Regions from separate parts of the Homo sapiens genome. Here region 2 is linked to region 1. A link is an interaction called in ENCODE POLR2A ChIA-PET data of the cell type or tissue named here. Cell type or tissue: IMR-90. All regions are shown on one strand. Each heading gives the region's core, and the rest is flanking DNA. Links, peaks and the distances in the headings are about the cores only.

What was found. ChIA-PET counts read pairs that join two places held together with the same protein. Peaks named below come from ENCODE experiments on the same cell type or tissue, not always from the same donor. Only the 100,000 strongest peaks of a DNase experiment are listed, where the experiment ranks them.
Region 2: POLR2A ChIA-PET joins it to region 1 with 30 read pairs; 6 of 35 experiments call an interaction of 5 or more read pairs at or near these places.

The regions. Positions count from the first base shown.
Region 1 is chr17:78,950,024-78,962,445 of GRCh38, reverse strand. No RefSeq gene overlaps it. Among named protein-coding and RNA genes, the nearest start is that of LGALS3BP, 24 kb to the left of the region's middle. In IMR-90, for the core only: no CTCF peak of the experiment used is centred there; a DNase peak (open chromatin) is centred at 5,205; H3K27ac peaks cover 477 bases.
Region 2 is chr17:78,888,002-78,900,423 of GRCh38, reverse strand. The region is part of intron 1 of TIMP2 (TIMP metallopeptidase inhibitor 2); the gene reads left to right. It overlaps CEP295NL (CEP295 N-terminal like), which reads left to right. Exons shown (of 3, transcript NM_001243540.2): 3 at 7,965-9,845. The coding sequence ends at 9,786. Among named protein-coding and RNA genes, the nearest start is that of CEP295NL, 9.0 kb to the left of the region's middle. RefSeq lists a silencer at 11,365-11,414. In IMR-90, for the core only: no CTCF peak of the experiment used is centred there; no DNase peak of the experiment used is centred there.

The DNA.
Region 1 (12,422 bases), core at 2,196-10,195:
CTGTTCCAGGCTCAAAGCCCCGCGAGGCCACTTGAGAGCAGCGACCTGGGCCTTGCAGGTCACATGGAGGCAGGCTTCACAAAGGCAGAAGGAGATTCCACGCATTGAGGGACAGCTCAGTTCATTCCGGGCATCCGGAGAGTGGACTATTGTAGAGCTACTCAGAAGGATTTTGTGGCCCCCATATGTACTGACATAAAGGATCTTCATGATACAACATCAAGTGTTTTTTTGTCGTTGTTGTTTTTTGTTTTAAGATGGAGTCTCGCTCTGTCGCCCAGGCCAGAGTGCAGTGGTGCGATCTTGACTCACTGCAACCTCCGCCTCCCGGGTTGAAGCAATTCTCCCACCTCAGCCTCTCAAGTAGCTGAGATTACAGGCACCCGCCACCACGCCCGGCTAATTTTTGTATTTTTAGTAGAGAATGGTTTCACCATGTTGGCTAGTAGTCTGGTCTCAAACTCCTGACCTCAAGCCATACGCCCGCTTCAGCCTCCCAAAGTGCTGGATTACAGGTGTGAGCCACTGTGCCTGGCCCAAGTTTTTCAAAAGAGCAACGTGCAGAACAATCCTGTATAGAACATTCACTGGTTGTCTGTTGAGTCTCCATTCCCCACTCTTCCTCATTCCCCAGATGACCTATATGTTCCTTCAGGGAACCATCCCACTGGGCAGCAGCCTGGGGCGATCTGAGGGAGGGACTATGGGAAATTCCATCCTCTTTGCTGTGGGAATTGGTTTGGGATGGATTTGGCTAGGAGGGAGAAGAGCATGTGACCTGTGTTAGCACCTTTGTTGGGGAGGGGATTCATGGATGACTCTTTTTTTTTTTTTTAAGGCTGAGTTTCACTCTTGTTGCCCAGGCTGGAGTGCAATGGCATCATGATCTCGGCTCACTGCAACGTCTGTCTCCCGGGTTCCAGCGATTCTCCTGCCTCAGCCTCCCAAGTAGCTGGGATTATAGGCATGCACCACCATGCCTGGCTAATTTTTGCATTTTTAGTAGAGATGGGGTTTCTCCATGTTGATCAGGCTGGTCTCGAACTCCCAACCTCAGGTGGTCCACCCGCCTCGGCCTCCCAAAGTGCTGGGATTACAGGCATGAGCCACTGCGCCTGGCTGCAGTGAACTATTTCTTAACAGCAGCCTCCTGGCTGTTGAGGCATTCACACCCCAGGTTCTAGCCACACCCTTGCACAAATACACTCATGAACTCCCTGAAAAGGCTGGGCTTCCTCGTGCCCCACTCGTGTGGCCCATGGAGGTGGCTGGGCCTGAGTGAGAGCTGGACAGAAATGGTTTGATGTGGCAGCAGCTGGGCTTCTGAAAGAATGTCACTGGGGTGAAGCCAGGAGCTCGAAGCCAAGCCTGTGGCAGTTGCAAAATGCAGAGGAAGAATGCAGGCCTGTCTTCCACACCTCCCTCCTGCTTACGCTAGCGCTCCAAGTGTTACATGTGTGTTCTGTCTGCACATATGCACACACCATATGTGTGCATTCACCCATGTGCATTCAAAAGCCCAATTCAGGAGATTCTCACAGAGACTCCTCCAGGCCAAGCTCAGGGGCACCAGGGAGAGGACTGGGGGCTCTGTTTGCAAGGGGCTCAGTCAGGGCTGTGAGAGAATAAGAAATATATATTCTTATTCAAAATATTCTTATTCAAAAAATATATTTTTTTGTGGGTTTTTTTTTTTTTTTTTTTTTTTTTTTTGAGACAGAGTCTTACTGTGTCACCCAGGCTGGAGTGCAGTGGCACAATTTTGGGTCACTGGAACCTCCGCCTCCCAGGTTCAAGTGATTCCCCTGCCTCAGCCTCCCGAGTAGCACTCACCACCACACCCAGCTAATTTTTGTATTTTTAGTACAGATGGGGTTTCACCATGTTGGCCAGGCTGGTCTCGAACTCCTGATCTCAGGTGATCCATCCACCTCAGCCTCCCAAAGTGCTGGGATTACAGGCATGAGCCACTGTGCCTGGCAAGAAATATATATTCTATTTGGTCTTTGTTCCCGGTTCCTGGGTTCCCAGCACAGAGCTCCTAAAACCCTTGAAATTTTCTGAGAGAGGTGAGAGAAGCACCTTTTGTTACTTATAAGGAACCCCTTTCCACCATCCTACTTATGCTAATGAGGTGACTCGGTGGTCCCTAGCTAGTCTCAAAATGGAGGCTGCTGCCCCAGGAACCAACCATGGGATTAGTGGGTTGAAATTTTCAGCCCCACCCCGACTTCCAGGAAGGCGGAAGGGCCAGGGATTGAGTCAATTACCAATTGTCGATGATTTCATCAATCATGCTCACATAGTGGAACTTCCATCAAAGCTTGAAGAGAAAGGGTTCAGAGAACTTCAGGGTAATGAACGAACCCATGAGCCGGGAGGCTGGCATAACGCGTACTCCAGGGGGACAGAAGCGCCTGCCCTGGATTCTGGACCTTGGTCTCTATGTGTCTCCTTCTGGCATCCTTTATCATCAACCTGAGGCCCTAAGGAAAGTTCTGTGAGCCCTTCCATAGCAAATCGCCAAACCTGAGGAGGAGGCTGTGGGAGCCACCAATAGCGAATCATCGGCCAGGAGTGGTGGCTCACGCCTGTAATCCCAGCACTGTGGGAGGCCAAGGCGGGCGGATCACTTGAGGTCAGGAGTTCAAGACCAGCCTGGCCAACATGGTGAAACCCTGTCTCTACAAAAACACAAAAATTAGCTGGACAACATGACTGTAGTCCCAGCTACTCAGGAGGCTGAGGCAGGAGAATTGCTTGAACCCAGGAGGCGGAGGTTCCAGTGAGCCGAGATCACGCCACTGCACTCCAGCCTGGGTGACAGAGTGAGACTCCGTCTCAAAAAAAAAAAAAAAAAAAAAAAAAGGAAAAGCAAATCACCAAACCTGAGGAGGGGGTCATGGGAGCCCCCAATAGCAAATCACCAAACCCAAGAAGAGGGTCATGGAAGCCTCCAATTTGTAGCCAAGTTGGACTGAAACGTGGGCAACCTGAGGACCCTCTGCTTATGTTCGGGGTCTGATGTGGCGGGCAGTCTTGAGCTCCTAACCTGTGGGGTCTGCGCTAACTCCGGATAGTATCAGGATTAAACGAACTCACGCCTATAATCCTAACACTGTGGGAAACCAAGGCAGGAGAATATCTTGAGCCCAGGAGCTCGAGACCAGCCTGGGCAACATAGTGAGACCCCCATCTGTACAAAAATTAAAAAATAGCGGGGTGTGGTGGCAGGAGGTGGGAGGATTGCATAGCTGTAGTGAGCTAGGATCGGACCACTGCGCTCCAGCCTGGGCGAAGAGTGAGACACTGTCACAGGGGAAAACAAAAACAAAAACTGGAGAACTACTCGGTATGGGGGAGGAAGGCCCACACGTTGAGTGTCAGAAGTAGAGACAGTTTTCATTTAGAGTCTAATGGGAGGAGAGGAGATAAACAGACCACAGCAGAGATGGAGAGAAAGATACAACTGCCAGGAGGGAGGGAAGGTGAGTTGGAGCCTGGCTGGAGGGGTGCGCCAGGGTATTGACCCAAAGACAAAAGGAGGGCGGTGTTCATAGATGGTCTGGGGAGAATCCAACATTCCAAGCAGTGGGAGTGGGGTCTCAGGAGGGCCAGGTCAGCCCATCCCAAGGGCTGGACTCTGGGCCATCACTGCACTGCCCAGAGTCAGGTGGGGTGAGTAGGGGCCTGAGTCATGCTGCCCGGCCCTGCTTCCTTATCAGAACTAGCTTAAGTCGGGGCAGCCGGGAGCCAGCCTGCAAATCTCTGCTTCACCCAAGCTTGCCAGTGTCTCTGACCCCCTCAATCCCCCTGAAGCAGGACCCAGTCTCCGGCCTTTCCAGCCCACCTCAGATCCTGGGGGCTACATGATGTCCAGACCTGACTCCTGGGAAGGGACAGGAATGCGAGGCTTGGTATTAGTTTCCTGGGTCTGCCTAAAGGACAGACATTTCCTGGGTGGCTTAAAACAACAGAAATTTTCTTTTCACAGCTCTGGAGACCAGAAGTCTGAGGTCAAGGGGTCTACAGGGCTGGTTCCTTCTGGGGGCTCTAAGGGAGACTCTGTCCCTGCCCTATCTCCCAGCTTGGGAACTCCCAGACGGGCTTTCGCCATGTTGGCCAGGCTGGTCTCGAACTCCTGACCTCAAGTGATCTGCCTGCCTCAGCCTCCCAAAGTACTAGGATTACAGGCATCTGCCACCACGCCTGGCTAATTTTTATTTTTATTTTTATTTTATTTTATTATGTATTTATTTATTTATTTATTTATTTTTTGAGACGGAGTTTTGCTCTTGTTGCCCAGGCTGGAGTGCAATGGCGCGATCTTGGCTCACCGCAAACTCCGCCTCCCAGGTTCAAGCGATTCTCCTGCCTCAGCCTCCCGAGTAGCTGAGATTACAGGCATGCACCACCAGGCCTGGCTAATTTTGTATTTTTAGTAGAGATGGGGTTTCTCCATGTTGAGGCTGGTCTCAGACTCCTGACCTCAGGTGATCCGCCCGCCTCAGCCTCCCAAAGTGCTGGGATTATAGGCGTGAGCCACTGCACCTGGCCAATTTTTATATGTTTAGTAGAGACAGGGTTTCGCCATGTCAGCCAGGCTGGTCTCGAACTCCAGACCTCAGGTGATCCCCCTGCCTTGGCCTCCCAAAGTACTAGGATTACAGGCGTGGGCCACCACACCTGGCCAAGAGCCTTGATTGTATCTGCGAAGACCCTATATCCAAAAAAAGTCACAGCCACAGGTACTGGTGGTCAGGACGCAGATGTATCTTTCTGGGGGACGGAATTCAGCCCACAGGAGGCTGCTCAGGGTTCCGGGAGTGCAAGCTGTTTTGCCATCACGTGCATTCTCTAATTCGAATCCTGCTGGCATTCAGGTGGATGCTGGGCATGGGATGGAGTCCTGGCTCCCAGGGGGACCTTCCCACACCCCCATCCTCCCATTGCAAGCCTCCTGGATGTCAGAGCCCATGGGGGCCTCCTGGGCTTCTTCTCTCACATGAACGTGCTGAGAGCTCTCAAGCCCCCCTGCCGCATGTGGAGCGGATGTTCAGAATCTGAACGTCTCGAGCTGTTTCCCGGGAGACGGCTCACTTTGAGATCCAGGCTCTTCGACATAACTTTGGCAAACCTCCACGTTTGGTGAGTCCCTTGGCCGCAGTCACCTCCTTGCATGGAGGACCAGCGCCAACCTCCGTGGGAGGTATCAGGAAGTGGCTGCAAATTTGACCTTAGAAATAGACAGCAAATTCAGTCAATTTGAGGATGCTGGTGGTGAGATTGGTGAGAGAGGATTTGAGTGAGTCATTGATCACAGCATCTTAAAAAGATCCAAGAGGCCGCATCAAAGAAACTGTGGAAAAGACAGATTTTAGCTTAATATAAGGAGGTGTTTTCTAACAGAGTGGGACAGAGATGAGACGGCTGGCGTTGGATGGGGCCCGTCCTGGAGGGCCCCCTGGCACTTTAATAAGGAGGTAGCAGCTCCTAAGACTGGGGCTTGGGACCCGAGGTCCAGTCCTTAGTTCCAGAGCTGAGTCCCTTCTCCCCCGCCCCGAGGCTCTTCTCTCTAAAACGGGGAGCCCTGATGACTTCTAAGCTCCTCTCCATCTCTCAACTCCCCCACCCTTAACCCAAAGCAGCTGGCCCCCCTAAGGTGGGATTTTGACTTGGGGACAGGCCAAGAGACAGTGTTTTGCTGCCTCGCTCACTCCCAGCATCCAGGCGACATCCCTCAGGCATCATCTGTTCAAGGAGCCCACCTGGGCTCCAGGTTCCAGGCCAGGCTTCTCAAGGAGCCAGCGCTTTCTAAATGCAGACCTGCTTTTGGGATTTTAGCAAATCAACACCCAGTTTTTTCCATCAGGTGAGTCATTCCACCACCCCAGGGCAGAGTCAGAGGTGGGGGAAGTGAAGACGAAGTCCTTGGCGCTTTAGCCTCAGGTCCCCAAACCTTCTCCCGGGCCCCATCTCCAGGCCGCCTTGTAAAATCCAGTTTCTGCCATTCCTGCGAAGTCAGTTTAGCAAGAAGCCCCCATCCTCCACCGTCCCTCAGGCGATGTCTGGTCACCCCGGCCTGCCTTCAGCAAGAATCCTGTTAGGTGGGTTTAGCCGGAATCCCCCTGACCCCCTGCTTCCTCTTAGTAATTCCCCCCGCTCTGACCCCCACCCTGCTCCCTGGCTAGAAATTCACTTGGCCGTGCTGCATCTGAGTTGACCCTGACCTCTGCCCATGGCAGGTTCCCCCTGCATGGTCCCTGCGCCTATCGAGACGGCCCTGAGTCGAGTCAGCCTCACTGACCTCACACAAGTGTCACTGAATCGTTTTCTTTAACATGACCGACAGAAAACCATCCTGGGCAAACTGGGAGGGTTGGCTACCCCACGTAAGGGACCGACAGCAGCCCCTGGTGGTCCCTTCACAAAGAAAGATGCTTCCCCATCCCTATCACCCAGCCCCAGAAATCCTGGCTCTGGGCGTCGGAAGTTCTTTTCAGCCAGGCACTGTGGGAGGCCATAGATCGCTTGAGCCCAGGAGTTCAAGACCCACCTGGGCAATGTGGTGAAACCGCACCTCTACAAAAAATACGAAGATTAGCCAGGCATGATGTTGTGCACCTGTAGTCCCAGCTACTCAGGAGGCTGAGGCAGGAGGATCGCCTGAGCCCAGGGAGGTTGAGGCTGCAGTGAGCTGAGACGGCACCACTGCACCCCAGCCTGGGGACAGAGCAAGACCTTGTCTCCAAAAAAAAAAAAAAAAATCATTCTTGTAATGCACTCATGACTTCTTTTTCTGGAACATTCTTTTGTTTTGTTTTTGAGACGGAGTCTTGCTCTGTTGCCCAGGCTGGAGTGCAATGGCTCGATCTCGCTCGATCTCAGCTCACTGCAACCTCTGCCTCCCAGGTTCAAGCGATTCTCCTGCCTCAGCCTCTTGAGTAGCTGGGATTACAGGTGCCCACCACCATGCCTGGCTAATTTTTGTATTTTTAGTAGAGACGGGGTTTCACCACGTTGGCCAGGACGGAACATTCTTTTTCTTCTTTACCAGGTTAATTCCTATGTGTGTTTCTGGGGATCTCTCAACCTTTGGGTACCCTCAGTCACTGGGATCTTGCTAAACAGGGGCCTGCACTTCTGCAGTTCTAATCGGCTCCCGGCAATGCCCACGCTGCTGGTCCTCTGGCACACTCTGGGGACCAGGGGCTTAGCCTTCACGACCTCTGAGAGTGCCTCTCGGGCATCCGAGTCTCAGCCCCACCCTGTGACCGAAGCACACTCTGTGTCCCTCACGGCCCTTCCACAGGGTGTGGCAGATCCCTGCCGGTGTCTCCGTCACTGCCAGGCTGAATTCGTCTTTCCCGGGAAAGCCCGGCACCAGGTGGGAACGTGGGTAGCCCTCAAGTCTTTGCTGAATGAATGAAGGAACCCCTGCCTTCACACAAAAGGTCAGTATAGACCTATGTCCACCTTCACTACATCTACACCCCAGGAGGAAACCCCCAAAATTCAGAACATGAATCCTAGTTGAGTCACAAGTGGAGGAAATGACGAAGGTGACAGATGCAGGAGCAGCTCTGCTCACCATCAGAGCAGATGGAACCTGTACTTCTCAAAGTGGGGTTCCACTCAGCAGCATCCCGGTGCCTAGGAAACCCGTCAGCAACGCGGATTCTTCGGGAACACCCCGGTCCGACTGAACCGGAGACCAGGGAATCGGGGTGAGTTTGCGCCTGTGACTTCAGAGCCCTCCTGGAATTCTGGCGCCACATGAGTGTAAAATCCACTGGGTCTGGGCCAGTGATTCACCTCTGGAGCTGTGTATTGGAATCTCCTGGGAGCTTGGAACGCTGGGGACGCCTTTGCCCCACCGTACCCTTCTGATGGGGTGCGCTCTATTTGGGCTGTCTCCCTGCCCCCGTCCCCTTCTCAACAGAATGGAGGACAAAGTGGGGAGCTGGACATGGAAGTTGGGGAGCCAGCTGGGTGTCTGAGGTCAGGACAGCTCAGCTCCAGGGAGGCTGTCAGAGGTGGAAAGGGTGGGCGGATGGCTTCTCCGGGAGGGGCTGCTCTCTTGCCCCCAGCAGAAGCTGCATGCAGGGAGGGCTGGGCAGGGGAACTCTACCAGCCAGCAGAGCCTTATTCTTCTGCGTGTTTGTAATTTGCTGAGCAGCTGGTCCCCATTAGACAGCCTCAAACCCTTTTTAAGGAGCCTCGTGGAAGCGGCTTTTTGCTTCAGTCACAGCAGACCCCGTGCGGGGATGGGTAGCACAGGAGTAGCGTTGCCGTGGCAACGCAAAGACTTGGGGGCTGGCTAGCGATGGTAACCAGGGCTGCTTTTGACCTTCACCGTCTCCTGGGGCTGCTGGCTTTCTCCTCTCCCGCATTCACTGGGGCCGTTTCCAAGCCTGCAACGAGACTAGAGCTCAGGGGAGGCCTCAGCGACCCCGTCCCTCCCACCCACTCATCCTAGAGGGCAGCTGCCCTAAGACAGTTTTCTCCAGGAGGCTCAAAGGAGTCCTGTGTCCATTTTAAAGCCCCCAACCCAAAGCTGAGGCCCTGCTTGCCCTGGTCTTACCCCGCAGCCCAAGACCACGCCTGCCTCTCACTCTGCAACTACAGCCCAACGAGCAACGTGACCTCTGGGTTCCAGATGGATCCGTTGCAAAAGGTGGTGAGATGCTGCTCCGAGTCACAAGTCCAGGCTGGCCGCCTGCCTCTTGGCTGTGTGATCTTAGGCAGGAGGCCTCCCCTCTCTGAAGCTCAGCTCTGGTCTCTGTAATATGGGCTGCTGACCTCTTCAAGGGTGTTGTAAATACTGAATGAAAGGCATCTGGAGTCTTTGACAGTGACTGTTTTTGCGATCAAGATGGTGGGGATGTTTACGCGTCTTTTCTTTTTGTTTTTTGTTGTTGTTGTTGTTTAGGCAGAGTCTCACTCTGTTGCCCAGGCTGGAGTGCAGTGGCATGACCTTGACTCACTGCAGCCTCCGCCTCCCGGGTTGAAGTGATTCTCCTGCTTCTGCCTCCTGAGTAGCTGGGATTACAGGCATGTACCACCACGCCCGGCTAATGTTTTATATTTTTAGTAGAGACAAGGTTTCACCGTGTTGGCCAGGCTGGTCTCGAGCTCCTGACCTCAGGTGATCCTCCCGCCTCGGCCTCCCAAAGTGCTGGGATTACAGGCATGAGCCAGCACATCTGGCTGGCATCTTTTCTTGTCATTACCTGATGTTCATGGAGGACCGGCTCCAAGCTAACTCCTGCAGGAATCTTTCCTCTTTTGGAGCCCTAGGTTAGGAATTTTGGTGCTGTCCCAGGCCTGGTGACAAGCTCTCTCTCACCCCCATCTGATTACGGGCAGTGCTCCATGTTTGGGGTTCAGGCTTTGCCACAATCCGAAGGCTGTGCCTTCGCTGGGGCTCAGGAAGAGGAGAGCAGAGGAGCTGGACCCCACTGGCACCGAGCCCACCGAGGCCTGGGTGGCTGATCTGCCCTCCTCCATGGTCTCAGCCTGGGGAACCACTCGCAGGGCTCACCACTGACCACATGATGGGCCAAGCCAGCTCCTCCCGCCCTGCTGGACCAGCAGCTCCCTTTGGGCTCGGGGGTGGGGAGTCCGTGGGACACGTCCATAGCCTGCCTGGTGTCTTATGAGTTCAGAGAATTTCTTCAAATGCTTAAAACCTTCAGCTCCCTTAAAAAGGGTTTTCTGCATTTCAGCACAGTTTGGTACTTCTGGGGCTGTGGGTTCCCCAAACCCTGGGGTTCCTGTGTTTATTCACCCGATCAGAGAGGAGGCCTGGCCAGGAAGACCTTGGTAGGAGGGGTCCTCAAAAAGTGGGTCTCAGGAACTTGCCCTGAGCTTCCCCACGGTGGGGGTGAATGCCCTCCCAGCCATGGAAGAAAAGGAGGCCAGTTAGGCGGGCCACCCTGGACAGTCAGGGGGACCTGGGCCCCAGGGGCTGGCCACTGAGGGAGTCATCCAGACTGCTGGCCGTGGCTGTCCAAATTCCGCCCCCGTCGCCTACAGAAGGGGGTTTCCCTACAGACACCAGGGCCTGGAGGGGACTCCCAGGAAGCATCCAGAGAGAAGAGGGTCCCCCAGGCCCAGGAGAAGAGAAACCAGCCTCGGCCCTTTAAGAATCTGTGTTGCCAGCAGAGAGCGAAGGCAAGGCAGGCCCTTGGGTAAACATCTGAGGGCCTGCAGTAACAACTCCCAGCTGTGTGGGGTGCTGGGGGCGGGGTCCTGAGCCGGTCCTAGCTCAGCTGAGGTCAGCTGGGTGGGGATCGACCGAGCACAAATGTAGGGGTGGGCAGCAGCTGAAAGGGGAGAGCCACTTGGGTCTGGAAGCTTCTACTTCCTTTAGAGCCTTTTCCAAAATCCTCCTGGGAGATCTCTGGTCGATCCTCACAGTCAGGCAGTGAGGACAAAGGGAGAGAGAGGCTTCCTCTCTAGGAAGGGAGGAGAGGGAGGGGGTTGGTGGAGTTTCCTTTGCTATTCCCCAGTTGCTCAGGGCTTGTTCATCTCTCCGTGGAGCACAGGTGGTGTCTGGTGTGTCCTTCTGTCATGCACAGCCCTGCACTGTCACTCCGCAATGCCAGCCTCCGGCTCCATGAGCTTGACCCTGACCCCCACCTTCTCCTGCCTAGAAGTTTTGCTGCAGGCTCCTGGCTGGTCTTCCTGTCTCCCAGCCCTCTCCAGGACAGCCCTGTGGAGACACCATAGCTATTGTTCTAAAGCATCTCATCGAGACATTTCCCTCTGCTTAAACCCAGCTGATGATTCCCTGTTAGGGATAGATGGTATATTAGGATGGTTTGGGCTATAAGTAACAAATATGATTGAGAAATGCTTACCCTTTGGAGGTAGTGTTTTCACTCATATTAACTAGAAAGTATACCAACCGGGTGGACTTCATGGCTGATGGAGCCCAGCAGTTCAACCATGTCCAGATTCAGGTCTTCCTCTCTCTTATGCCTTCTGTAGCAGCAACTCATTCACATACTAGTTTCCATCATAGTGGCAAAGTGGTTGCAGTGGCTCCAGGCTCTATACCACAACATTTAAAAGGCAGGAGTGGCATGAGCCTGTAGTCCCAACTACTCAAGAGGTGGAGACAGGAGGATTGTGTGAGCCCAGGAGTCTGAGGTTGCAGTGAGCTATGATCACACCACTGCACTCCAGCCAGGTTGATAGAGTGGGACCCTAAAAAGGTAAAAGGCAGGAGTGAGCCTCTTTTCCAGAACTTCCATTTTGGCCATCTATTTGTATATAACAAGTTACCCCAAAACTTAGAGGCTAAGAAGGATCTTTCATTTTGCTCATAATCTGCAATTTGGACAGGGCTCAGCAAGGGTGGCTCATCTCTTCCACATGGCATCAGCTGGGACAGCTCACCTGGGAATTGGAGGATCCATTTCAAGATGGCTCACCTACGTGGCTGAAAAATGGTGCTGGCTGTTGTCTGGGAACTCAACAAGGGCTGTGAAATGGGGGCCTCGGCTGCTCTCATAGAGGGCTGCATAGGCTTCCTCACAGCATGGTGGCTGGGTTAGAGAACAAGTCAGATGTACATGGCATTTTATAACCCAGCCTTGGAAGCCACACAGCACCACTTGTGATAGACTGGTGGTCAAGGCAGTCACAAAGGCCTGCCTGGATTCAAGGGGTAGGGCTGCATATCCCACCGCTCTTGGGAAGAGTGTCAAGGTCGCATTGAGTGTGAGTAGCGTGGAAGCTGCTATGTCCATCTCGAAAAATGCCTTCTGCCACAGTCTCCCAGATGTCTTCTCCATTCTCACCAAGCCTCTTTGGGCCATTTATCCAGCACTAGGCCAATAACCAAGACCAGCAGATAGGACATGTGTCACTGATGGAGCTGGGGTAGATTCAGCTCTCCCCAGAGTGTCTAGGGGAGGTGTGGATTCCAAACAAAACCAGCAGGGTCCCCCAGAGAAAGGAGAGGAACAGCTCTCCTTTCCTCTCCTGTAGAGGACCCTGATGCAATCACGGGCCCTCTACAGCCAACATTCATACAGTGCTCACTACACCATGGGGGCCGTGCTAAGTGCTTAATATTCGTTCACCCAATTCTCACCACAACTCAGTGAGACTGGAGTGATCTTTCTTCCCATTTTATAGAAACTGAGGTTTGTAACTTGCCCAAGGTCACAGGCCAGAAAACAATGGAGACTAAGTTAAAGGTCAGATCTATATGATTCTGAGCCTATACTATTAACCACTTCATAGCAAAGTTCAAGACTTCCGGTCTGTGGCACAACTTGAATGTGGAAGTGTGTTGTACTGGCAGCCATTTTGTGACCATGAGGTGATCCACTCTGAGCAAGAAGCAGATGCTCAGAAGAGGGAAGAGCTTTGTTCCATGTCCACAGCTCCCTCCCTGGGGACTCTTC
Region 2 (12,422 bases), core at 1,845-9,844, 62 kb after region 1:
ACAGGCATATACCACCACACCTGGCTAATTTTTTGTATTTAGTAGAGACGAGGTTTCACCACGTTGGTCAGGCTGGTCTCGAACTCCTGTCGTGAGGTGATCCAGCCACCTCAGCCTCCCAAAGTGCTGGGATTACAGGCGTGAGCCACCGCGCCCGGCCAAAAAAACCACAATTTTAATAAGCTTGTTTGTGTGGCTGCTGTCAGACAGTTATGACCAGGGAAGGGAGGACACAGGAAGCTCTAAAAAGGCGACTTAAAAAACCCAAATTGCATTCTGGGGTCACTTAGTTTATGGGACCTCTGTTCTTTACATTTTAAAAGCCCTCGAGGGATTTCCTATATTATCATCCCAAAGACAATCCAAAATTTCCCCCAAAGAAGGTCAAATTACATATTCTACGTAGGCGCCTTAGACAGAGAAATGTCTAACTTTCCATATGAAAGGGTAAGCTCTAATTATATGGAAATGTTCTCTCTCTGGCCGATGCCAGCTAACGGAGCCCTTCTATAGCTATTTTTATGTTTCAAAGACAAAGCGCTTGACTATGTGGCCCGGGTGCTGGGCTTCTGGAGAAAGGGAAGAGCATTCTCTTTGTTCCCTTGGAGGGTTGGGGCATCCTGGGGGAGTGGGAACGAGGCCTGGGCTGGGGACATGCGGGTAGGATGGGGAAGGGGGTGTGTCCATGTCACGAGGAACCTGCATGAGCACATTCCAGGCGCTGCTGGGTGTGGGGCATTTGGGAATGGCCAGGAGCTCTACCACCCCTGTCTGGTGTGCAGCGTTCCAGGCTAGGGTGGCTCCCAGGGGAGCCAGGGCGAGCTGCTTGACCGTTCTCAAGCCTCTAGGCCCAGAGATTGCCAGGCTTTGGCAGGGCAGCTGGTGAACTGGCTGCATTCCTGGGCCCCTCCCGCAGGGGCTGGGATAGGATCTGTCAGGGGTGAGGCCCAGGAATCTACCCCTTCACCAGCAGCTCAGCTGATTATGATGCACGTGGCTGCGGGTTGCACTCAGAGACTTGCTGGTGTGGACAGCAGGGAATCACATGGGGGATGCTGAAATGTAACCCAGGTCTCTCAGTTAGACAGCGCTGGGCTGCAGTGCGGGAGAGGACGGGGTGCAGGCCTGGGGGTCGGGGGCAGAGAGGCTGATTGGGAGGCTTTTAAGGGCCTCAGGTGAGAGATGATCAGGGCTGAGCTGCTGGCAGGGGAGGAAGGCAGAGCAAGATGCAGCTTCCTGGAAGAGATGGTTTGCCAGGGCCGCAGTACTCCAAGCGTGGTCCCCCAGATGGCAGCATCAGCATCCCTGGGAGCGCTTTAGAGATGCAGAGTCTGGCGGGCGTGGGGGCTCACACCCGGAATCCCAGCACTTTAGAGATGCAGAGTCTGGCGGGTGCGGGGGCTCATGCCTGGAATCCCAGCACTTTGGGAGGCCAAGGCGGGCAGATCACTTGAGGTCAGGAGTTTGAGACCAGCCTGGCCGGCATGGTGAAACCCTATCTCTACTAAAAATACAAAAATTAGCCAGGCATGGTGGCGCGTGCCTATAGTCCCAGCTACTTGGGAGGCTGAGGCAAGAGAATTGCATGAACCCAGGAGGGGGAGGTTGCAGTGAGCTGAGATTGCACCACTGCACTCCAGCCTGGGCAACAGAGCAAGACTCCGTCTCAAAAAAGAAAAAAGAAAAGAAAAAGAAATGCAGAGTCTTGGGCCCCACCCAGACTATTGAATCAGAGCCTAACTGTTAACAAGATTCAAGCAGCACCATGGCCAGGTCTCACCCTTCTGTGCATGTTGACAAATCAAGTACTTGAGCAGAAAGAAGATGGGGATGATCGACGTGATGAACTCAGAGGCACCAACCGTGGTGTCCTGGGTCGATGCACACAGAATGCACGCAGGCCCCTTGCAGGCCTTCCCACCCTTCAGAAGCTCAGCACACCTGTCAGGGTCACAGGAGGGCCAGGGAGGTCAGAGGTCACGTGAGGCCAAGCACAGTCCAAGCAGAGTCTCCTTGTGCTGTGGAAGTGGTTTCCAGCTCTGACCTCCCTGGGCAGCAGGCTAGGAGCCTGGATCAGGGGCCTGCCTGCTCGGCCCGGAATCCCTGCTGCCCTGATTACGAGCTATGTGGCCTTAGGCAAGTTACTTAACCTCTCTGAGTCTCAATTTCCCTGTCAGATTGTGCGGATAGGAATAGGCCTCACCTCCTATGGTGAGGCGGTGAGATGGAGAGAGGTGTACGTGAAATGCCGGAAGAGTATGAAACCCTGCGGGTCTGCGTGCTGATCAGTGTGATGTCTGGATTCAAACCCAGCTCCTCCGTGTAAGCTGGGAAAGTTATTCAGCCTCTCTGAGCTTTTGTTTCTTTTTGTGAGCTCAGAGGGGAAATCAAGGAGAGCTGGAGGCGGCAGGGACAAGGTTGCATCCGATGGTGTCATGGGGGAAATCAATTCCTGAATGATGGAGCCAGCTGTGATTTTCTGGACTTTATCCCAAAGACCTCTGCCCAGATGTTTTAAGTTTGTACCCATTTCCGTGTCTCCAGGAAAACCGACACAGCAGCCCCGCTGGCTCCTTTCACAGTCACCCTCTGGATCATGTTGCAGTGACTCTAGCCAAGGGTATGGCCTGTGTCGTGTCTGTTACAGGCCGAGGTGGGAAGAAAAGGTTGTCCCTGTATCTGGAGGGGCCAGTTCATGCCTTGAGGAGGAGAGAGGCACTCTGGGTCCTGCCATTGTCCTCAGGGATGGCCATGCTTGCCATTGTCCCACGTGTCTGTTCGGGGGGGTCCTTCTCCTGGGGATACAACGTCTGCCGCGTTGATTTTTGGGTGTCTAAGTGTACCGGGCTAGTATCACATTGAGAGTCACCCACTGTGGGTGGATTCACCCATTCCCGTCATGGTGCCTGGGGCTCCAGCAGCCTCGTCACAACACAGCCTGGTAGTTGGAGGGTCTGAGCCTTTGTTACAACCGCCCTGACTTAGCCGCAGGACTATGCACCTGGTGGGGACTGGGGTGGGCGGCCACTCTCTCACAGGCCCACCCCAAGGCTCTAGATGGGCACGTGCATTGTTCAAATGCCGTCATACCTTGGGGGTGCGAGGGGGCAGCGTGAGGCAGACGAGAGAGGCGGAGGTCTCACAGTGAACCACAGGATCTGGTATCCTGCAGCCGGGGTGCAGGCCTGACTGTGGAGCCCCCATTCTGGGCGCCTCACACTCCCTATGACTGTGATGCTTGCCCCCCGCCCCCCGATGCCACAGGAGTGCACAGCAGGCCTGGAGTCTCCTTCGGAGGGGGTGAGGAGGCCGGCGGGGGGCGGGGGGGTGCTGTCTGTGGGCCCTGGCACTTCCACGCTGCCTGGGTGGAGGGTCCCTGGGTGAGGTCTGCCTTGGCTGAAAAGCTGTCTGAGCGGCCGCCCAGGGAAAGGCGAGCTGCTTGGACGTCATTCTCAAGCTGTAGGCCAGAGGTTGCCTGACTTTGGTGAGAATCGCTGGGAATCTGGTGGCCAAGCACATTCCTGGGCCCAGGTGCTGGGATCGGATCGGTCTGGGGTGGAGCTGCCATGGGCTGGCTCCTGCGCTGGGGCCACGGGGCTGTAGAGAGCAAGAGAGGAGAATGGGCCCAGTGTCCACTCCGCTCTGTGGGAGGCCCTGGTGCCGTCCGGAGGCCAGATTGGTGTCCACTCGCCTTCCTTCTGCTGCTCCGAGCGCGGCTTCTGCGGAGGGGGGAGCTGTGGTTTCTCTGAGTGGTTGAAGGCAGCCAGCAGAAGGCAGGCTTGTCAGCTCGGGGTGGCAGGACCAGAGGGCAGCAGGGGAGTAGAAAACACCAAAGCAGCCCAGGATGCTCAGAACACTCAGAGGATGTGGAGGACAGAGGAGCGCCAGGACCCCTGCCCCTTCTAGAATATTCTAAGCAACCAGAGAGGGCAGGTGCCTCTGGGAGGGGAGCTGTAGCGAGGGCCCTGATTGGAACCATGGCTGTCTTCATTGGCAAGTGTCCTGCCAAGGGCACCCGACGTCCTGTCTGGCAGGGCTGGAGAGACACTGGGCTGCCTGGAGATCAGCCTGGGCATCACAGGCAGAGGCAGGCATCCCAGCAGGCTGTGCAACAGGTGAACGGCTGTTTCTCCTTGGTCATCTTGGGCTCAGCTAAGGCTCTGTTGCTTTCCCTGCCAGTGCCTGCACAAGTCCACGTGAGACCCTGCCCTCTGCCTCAAGTTAGTAAGTGGGGAGGGTCTCAGAGGGGAGAGCAAGGAGAGCTGGGGTAGCGGGGACGAGGTTGCATCTGATGGTGTCAGAGCGGGGATCGATTCCTGAAGGATGGAGCTGGCTGCAATTTTCTAGACTTATCCCAAAGATCTCTGCCCAAATGTGTTAAGTTTTTACCCGTTTGCGTGTCTCCAGGAAAACTGACGCTGCTTCATTGGGATGCCCACGCCAGTGGGGCTGGCACGGGGTGCACTGAGGTCATTGAACGGGCTGGGGGCACTTCCAGAGCAGGGAAGACTTGTCCAGGTTTTACTAATTGTTGGTTGACAAGGGGTGTGAGCCAACGGCTCTTGGCACAGAAATAGACTGTGAACCTTGGGGCCTCCAGGCACCTTCCGAGACACACAGAGGGGCATTCACAGCAGCCCCGACCTCACCACACCTAATTGGACATCCCTGTGGCCGTTCCTGGTGGTCTTTGGTGTCTGAGGCCAACTCCTCCATGTGAGCTGGGAAAGTTATTCAACCTCTCTGAGCTTTGGTTTCTTTTTGTGGACTCAGGCCTTCTCTTGGTTATAGACCTAGGAGTGGAATCTCTGGGTCATAGGGTAAGTCTGTGTTTCCCTTTTTAAGAAACTGCCAGACTGTTTTCCAAAGTGGCTGCACCATTTTCCATTCCCACCAGCAGCGTGCACAGGGTTCCAATTCCTCCCCCTCCTTCCTCACTGACAGTTGCTATTGTCTGTCTTTTTGACGACAGCCGTTGGAGTGGATGTGAGGTGGCAGGACACTGCAGGGTCAGTGTGCATTTCTCTAAAGACCGCTGCCGTTGAACATGTTTTTATGTGCTGTATTAGCCACACATCTATGTTCTTTGGTGAAATATCTATTTAAATCTGTTGCTGATTTTTATTTTTATTTATTTATTTTTGAGACAGAATCTCACTCTGTCATCCAGGCTGGAGTGCAATGGTGCAATCTCAGCTCATTGCAACCTCTGCCTCCCAGATACAAGCAATTCTCCTGCCTTAGCTTCCCGAGTAGCTGGGATTATAGGTGCGTACCACCACACCCGGCTAATTTTTGTATTTTTAGTAGAGACGGGGTTTCACCATGTTGGTTAGGCTGCTTTCGAACTCCTGACCTCAAGTGATCCGCCCGCCTCAGCCTCCCAGTGTGCTGGGATTACAGGTGTGAGCTGCCACACCTGTCCTTCTTTTGCTGATTTTCAAATGGGATTATTTGCCATCTTACTGGGTAGTAAGAGGTGTTCATATGTTCTGGATTCAAGTCTTCTGTTGGATATATGATTTGCAAATATTTCCTTCCAGTCCGTACCTTGTATTTTCACTTTACTTATGGTACCTTTTGAAGCACAAAGGTTTTTTTTTTCTTTTAATTTTGATGATGTTCAGCTTATCCGTTTCTTTGTTTATTGGTTGTGCTTTTGGTGTTGTATCTAAGAAATCTTTGCCTGACTCAAGGTCATGAATATACACCTACGTTTTCTTCTAAGCGTTTATAGTTGTAGATGAAGGTCTATGATCCATTGTGAGTTAATTTTTGTATATAGGGTGAGATAAGGCTGTGAATTCCCATTTTTTGCCTGTGGATATCCAACTGTGCCAGCATCATTTGTTGAAAAACAAAAAAACTATTCTTTCCCCACATTAAATTGCCGTGGCACCTTTGTCAAAAATCTCAATCATTGCATTGAAGGGCCCAGCTTTCTCTCTCCCTTTCTCTCTTGATCATCATGGTGGTTGGCAGATCTGGCTAAATATAATATTAACCACTATTCTAATTGTGTGATCTGATTTACCAAGAGGTGCAAGGACCTCCCACTAGAAGACTTAAGTCAAAGCCAGCTGCAGTGTGACCACCTGAGGTTGGTCAAAGGTGCTGGGGTTCGTCCAAGCAGCAGAGGGCCTGTCTCTGCCACTTACCAGCTGTGTGATCTGGGTTAAGCATCTTCATCTCTGCCTGCCTCAGTTTCCCTGTCTGTGAACCGGGGGGGGTAGGAGCTTCGTATCTCAAAGGATTACTGTAAAAAAGATGAACGGATACATGCCCAGTGCTCAGAGGGGAGCCTGCACGGTTAATGTTAGCTGTAATGTAGATGCAGTATTTTCTGACTCCTGCAACTACATGTGACTTCAGCTGCAACTACGTTTGACTCCAAAGGCTTAGCCTGGTTCCACATAGACTAAGATGAAAGAAGGGAAGGAGCAGTGGAGGGGGACTCCATATCGACTGTGGCTGTCCCTTAGCCTTTCCTGCAGCTCACAGATCTGGCTGTTTCTGGCATCAGCTACCCGTGGCAACAGACACAATCCCGTACTGTTTTGGTGTAAATGCCCCTCCTTTCCTAGGAAGGCCTGCCAAAGCATGGGTCCCTTCCTGATGCCAAAGAGACCTGGAAGAGTCCTTCTCTGATCATTATAAAAGGAAAGAGCTGGGAGTCATGAAGAGAGAGCTAACACCAGCTTCTCCTCCTCTCTGGTTTCTACTGGATTCAAGTATCAGACTTGCATGCACACATACATACCTGCATGCCCCACACGGACACATACACATACACACACCGACATGCACACAGAGGCACACACAGACATGCATACATACACACACCTGTACACCCCCCTGTACACACAGATGTGCAGGCATGTGCACAGAAACATAAACAGATGTGCACACGCACACACCCCTGCGCGCACACACCCCTGCACACACACCGCTATGCACACACACCCCTGCACACACAGCCCCACGCACACACCCCTGCACACACACCCCTATGCACACACACCCCTGCATACACACCCCTGCACACACACTCCTACACACCCCTGCACACACACCCCTGCACACACATGCATGGAGACACACACACCCTTGCACATACACCCCTGCACACACACCCTTGCCCGCACACCCCTACACACACACCCCTGCACACACACTCCTACACACACATGCACACACACCCCTGCACACACATGCACACACATCCTTGCACACACCCCTGCACACACATGTATGCACACACACCCCTGCACACACATGTACGCACACACACCCCTGCACACACATGTGCATGTGCACACACCCACACACACCCCTGCACACGCGTGCACACACTCCTGCACACACACATGCTTGGCAGGCTCCTCCCTGCCCCGTCTCTTCCTCCTTTCCTTTACGATCAATTCTCCCTCCAGAGGCCCAGACTTCCTCTTTTACTTCCACCTGCTCTTCTCAATATTTGTTTCCAAGGGCTGCCCTTTGTGCCCCTCCATCCCTACCTGAATCCTAACCCTTGCCCTTTGGGTGGGATTGTCAGTCTCGGCACTACTGACATCTCTGGCCAGGTTATTCACTGTCTTGGGCAGCCCTCCTGTGCAGTGTGGGGTATTCAGCAGCCTCCCTCGCCTCCACCCAGCTGCAGGCCCGGAGCACCTCCTCCCTGCATTTGTGACAATAGAAAATGTTTCCAGACATTGCCAATGTCCCCTGGGAAACAACACCACACTCTGTTCAAAACAGCTGCCCTACAGGCTCTTGTCAAAAGTGTACAGGACAGAAATTGGGAGGCTGAGAGTGGGCCCTGGTGGGCACGGGTCAAGAGAGCTTGGAGGGGCACATTTTGCAGCCTGTCCTCACAGTGAGAATCCCGTGTGCTTGTCTCCAGGGCTTTGCTCACTCTCCTGGGAGCGATCTGGAAAGCTGCACTTGTGCTCCCTTCCTCGTAGGTTTGCTGTGGAACGTTGTGGCTTCTGTGGCTCCTCAGGCCCGGGGGCGCCCCTTGAACCCTCCACTCTTGGCTCCAAGCACCTTCCCTGGGAAGCTGTATCTGCTGGGTTCGCAGACAGGAACAGAAACATGGATGGAGCCATGTGGCTGAGCCTCTGTCCTGATAACGAAGACCTGCTTTGGAGGAAAAAGCACAAATTGCTACAAGCCCGGGGCAAAGGCGATCTCGCTCTGCAGAGAAGAGCGGATGCCAAGCTGTGGAAAAACTACCAGCTCCAGCGCTTGGCTGAGGAGTTGAGGAGAGGGTATCAGGAGGCACAGCACCTGCACGTCGGTGGCCTGGACAGGCTGCAGTCAGCACGTCTGTTGGGCTGGGGAGGAGGACGGGCCAGGGAAAATGAGCCTGACTCGCAGGGGCCCATCCAGCGAAGATCAGCCAGGCCCCCGAGGGCCAAGGAGAAGCATAGAGCAGCCCTTAGTGAAGAGAGGAGTTGCAGGGAAGAGTTGGGCCAGCAACACCCCAGGCACTCCAGGCCCCGGAAGACAGCAGCGAGTCCAGAGAAACCACAGACTACAAAAGCCACGGGTCGGATGAATTCTCACCTGGCCCCGCCTGAGAAGAGAAAGGGAAGGCCAGAACCTTCGACCAAGTCTGGGGGTGGCCGCTGTGCCATCCATCCTCGGAGGAGCAAAGGGGCGGACCTAGAAAGGTCAAACCCACTCGTGGCTGCTGTGGGAGAAATCGGGCTTGTGGAGGAAAAAGAGAAAGGAACAGCTCGGGCGGGGAGGAGGCAACTGGGAAAGGGGGCAGTTTGCTTTGTTCCAGCCCTGACCAGTCGCTCTCAGGGACAGAGTCTGGAGGGGAAGCTGAGAGACCTCGGGCAGCTGTGGCCAGCTGATTCCAGCTGCAGAAGGGAAGCCGTGTCCCCAGCATCTCAGTGCACGCTCCGGGAGAAGAACAAGTGGCAGAAAGAGCTGGAGTTGGCCTTTGAAGAGTTGTTTAATATAAACAGAAAGCTGAAAAAACACCTGTGCTTGTACCTGGCACTGAAGCCCAGGATGGACCAGAGACCTGGGGAAGGGCATGCCTTCTCAGAGATGCAAGAGTGTGGCGCTGGGACCCCAAGAGGGAAGAAAATGGCAGACCCAGAGATGCTGCCTGCCGGGGAACCCAGGAGCCCAGCAGAGGAGGAGGCGCAGCAGGCAGCGTCCAAGACCGACTTGAAAACGTTCATGGGCAAGGCCCAGAACCAAAAATATCAGGGCACGGTCAAGCCCACGTTTAGAAATGGAAGTCAAACATTGTCTCCCGAGGCAGGTATATTTATCAACAAAGAGGACTCATTATTGTATAGCACTGAATCTGGACAAGAGACCCCCAAACTGGGCACGCTGGCAGAGGGCTCCCTTCAGCTCCACCTTCAAGACCAGGCAGACAGAGTGGGCTCGACGGCATCCAGGCAAAGGCAGAAAGCAGAGATGGAGCAGAGAAGACAAAAACAACTGGAATCGCTTGAACAAATGGAACACCCAGATATGAGCTTGGAAATCCACTACAAAGCTGAGCTAGAAAAAGAGAGGAGGGAGCAAAGAAGAGCTCGACTGGCCCATCTGAAGTCCTCCTCCACGAGAGCCCAGGAAAGGGAGAGAGGATCTGAGCTCAGCACCACTTCCCCATCGGGCACCAGCCTCGCCGACGACGACCGGCACAGTCAGATGATCCGAGACCAGCAGCAGCAGATCTTACAGCAAAACAGGTTGCACAAGCAGTTTCTTGAAGAAGCCCGGAAATGCTTGCGGGAGTTTCAGAACATATGCTAAATGCGAGAGGCCCACCCGGGGTAAATACATCACTGATAATGGTGCTGCCAGCACTGGTACCCGGGTCTCTAAGATCTGTGTTTGCGTCATTGCCTCAGAGACTATTAGGCCTCTTTAAAATGGGCAATCTGGGGCCGGGTGCAGTGGCGCACGCCTGTAATCCCAGCACTTTGGGAGGCCGAGGTCGGCCTCAGGATCACCTGAGGTCAGGAGTTTGAGACCAGCCTGGCCAACATGGCGAAACCCCGTTTTTACTAAAAATATAAAAATTAGCTGGGTGTGATGGCATGTGCCTGTAACCTCAGCTACTCAGGAAATTGAGGCAGGAGAATCACTTGAACCTGGGAGGCGGAGGTTGCAGTGAGTCGAGATTGCACCACTGTACTCCAGCCTGGGTGACAGAGTGAGACTCGTCTCAAAAAAAAAAAAAAAAAGCAATCTGTCATTATACCGTCCTCCAGGGCACATTCCCTCACAGGGACTCTTTCCCTAATCTTGCCTTTATTGATTGATTGATTGATTGAGACGGAGTCTTGCTCTGTTGCCCAGGCTAGAGTGCAGTGGTGCAGTCTCGACTCAGTACCTCTGTCTCCTGGGCTTAAGCAATTCTCCTGCCTCAGCCTCCCGAGTAGCTGGGATTATAGGCGCCTGCCACCATGCCTGGCTAATTTTTTGTATTTTTAATAGACACAGGGTTTCACCATGTTGGCTAGGCTGGTCTTGAACTCCTGATCTCGTGATCCGCCTGCCTTGGCCTCCCAAAGTGCTGGGATTACAGACTTGAGCCACCGCGCCTGGCCTAGTCTTGCCTTTAAAACGAAGTCCCTTTTGGGAAACCACCTATATACAAAAATAGGAACCCGTGTGGGTTTCAGTGGGTGTGTCTAGCCCATGTGCTGTGGATGCATCTCCCAGAGCCGATCATGTCACTACATTCCAGCCTGGGTGACAGTCTGTTTTCAGGGGCCACAGGCACAGATGGAGACTCCAGGTCATTTAAGCCCTTCAGATGTTTTAGCCAAATAAACACTGGCCTTTCAGGGGCACCCAAGGTCAGACGGGCACAATTTCAGGAGATAGATCACTTAGTGCTTAGCCAAGGCTGAGACATTAACGGAGATTGAACCAAAGCTAAAACCTCTTAGTCTTTCAAAGTCACAACAAAACCAACATTGTTTAAATAGCACGTCGCTTAATACATTCTTATAACTTTAAGAGAAAAGAGAGTAGACGGAAAAGAGAAGACAAGCCACCCTCGCCCCGCTGGGTGATTCCCTCTGGGGCTGGCAAGGGTGTCGGCACCTGGGTGTTTGATCAGTTTCCTCCCCGCTAGCTTTGCCACTGACCTGGCATCCACCAGAGCCATGGAGACCTCACACTGGGTAGCTTCTCTTCTGCCAATTGCAGTCTTAGGGACAGGCACAGGGATCAACATACTTTTTCTGCAAAGAGCCAGAGAGTAAATATTTTAGCCTTTGCCAGCTGTGCAGCCCCCGTGGTAATTACCCAGCTCTACTGCAGCTGCTCAGAAGCAGCCACAGATGAGATGTAAATGAAAGGGCGTGGCCAGGTTCCAATGAGACTCTACAAAAATAGGTGGTGAGCGGCATCTGCCCTTTGTGCCATAGTTTGCTGATCCCTGTACTAGGATGGTTTCAGAGTCTGTCTCTCTCCCTCCCTTCCAACAACCTCAGATACATTGACTTAGATCAACCAATCTTTGTTCATGACACATTAGTATCATTGGTCCACGAATGGCCTTACTTATGTATATTTTGTAGACAATATAATGAAGTACCATGAGCCCATCACCCAGACCCAAGACCCAGAATATTCACTACCTGTGCGCTACCTCCCTTTTCCATCCCCCTGCTGCCTCCTTGGACATATACCTGCTGATGGCTCACACCTACAATCCCAACATTTTGGGAAGCCAGCGCAGGAGGATCACTTGAGCCCAGGAATTCGAGACCAGCGTGGGCAACATGGGGAGACCCTATCCTACAAAAAATAAAAAATTAGCTGAGCATAGCGGCCTGCACCTACAGTCCCAGCTACTCGTGAGGCTGAGGCAAGAGGTTCATTTGAGCCCCAGAGACTGAGGCCGCACAGGGAGCTGTGATCACGCCACTGCCAGCCTGGGTGACAGAGCGAGACCCTGTCTCAGAAACAAAAAGATACTGGACGCGGTGGCTCACACCTGTAATCCCAGCACGTTGGGAGGCCAAGGCGGGCGGATTGCTTGAGGTCAGGAGTTTGAGAACAGCCTGGTCAACACTGTGAAACGCTGTCTCTACTAAAAATACAAAAAATTAGCCGGGCGTGGTGGTGGCATCTGTAATCCCAGCTACTCAGGAGGCTGAGGCAGGAGAATTGCTTGAATCCGGGAGGTGGAGGTTGCAGTGAGCCAAGATTGCGCCACTGCACTCCAGCCTGGGTGTCAGAGCGAGACTCCATCTCAAAAAAGGAAAAAAAAAAAAAAGAAACAAAAAGATATATACCTGCTGAACTTGGGGTTTAGCCCTCCCTATCTTTATCCATATATGTATGCTAAACATAGTGTTTAGTTTTACTTGGTTTTGAACTTTATAAAAAGGATATTATGTGGAGTCTTTTGAAAGCTAGGTTTTTTGGCC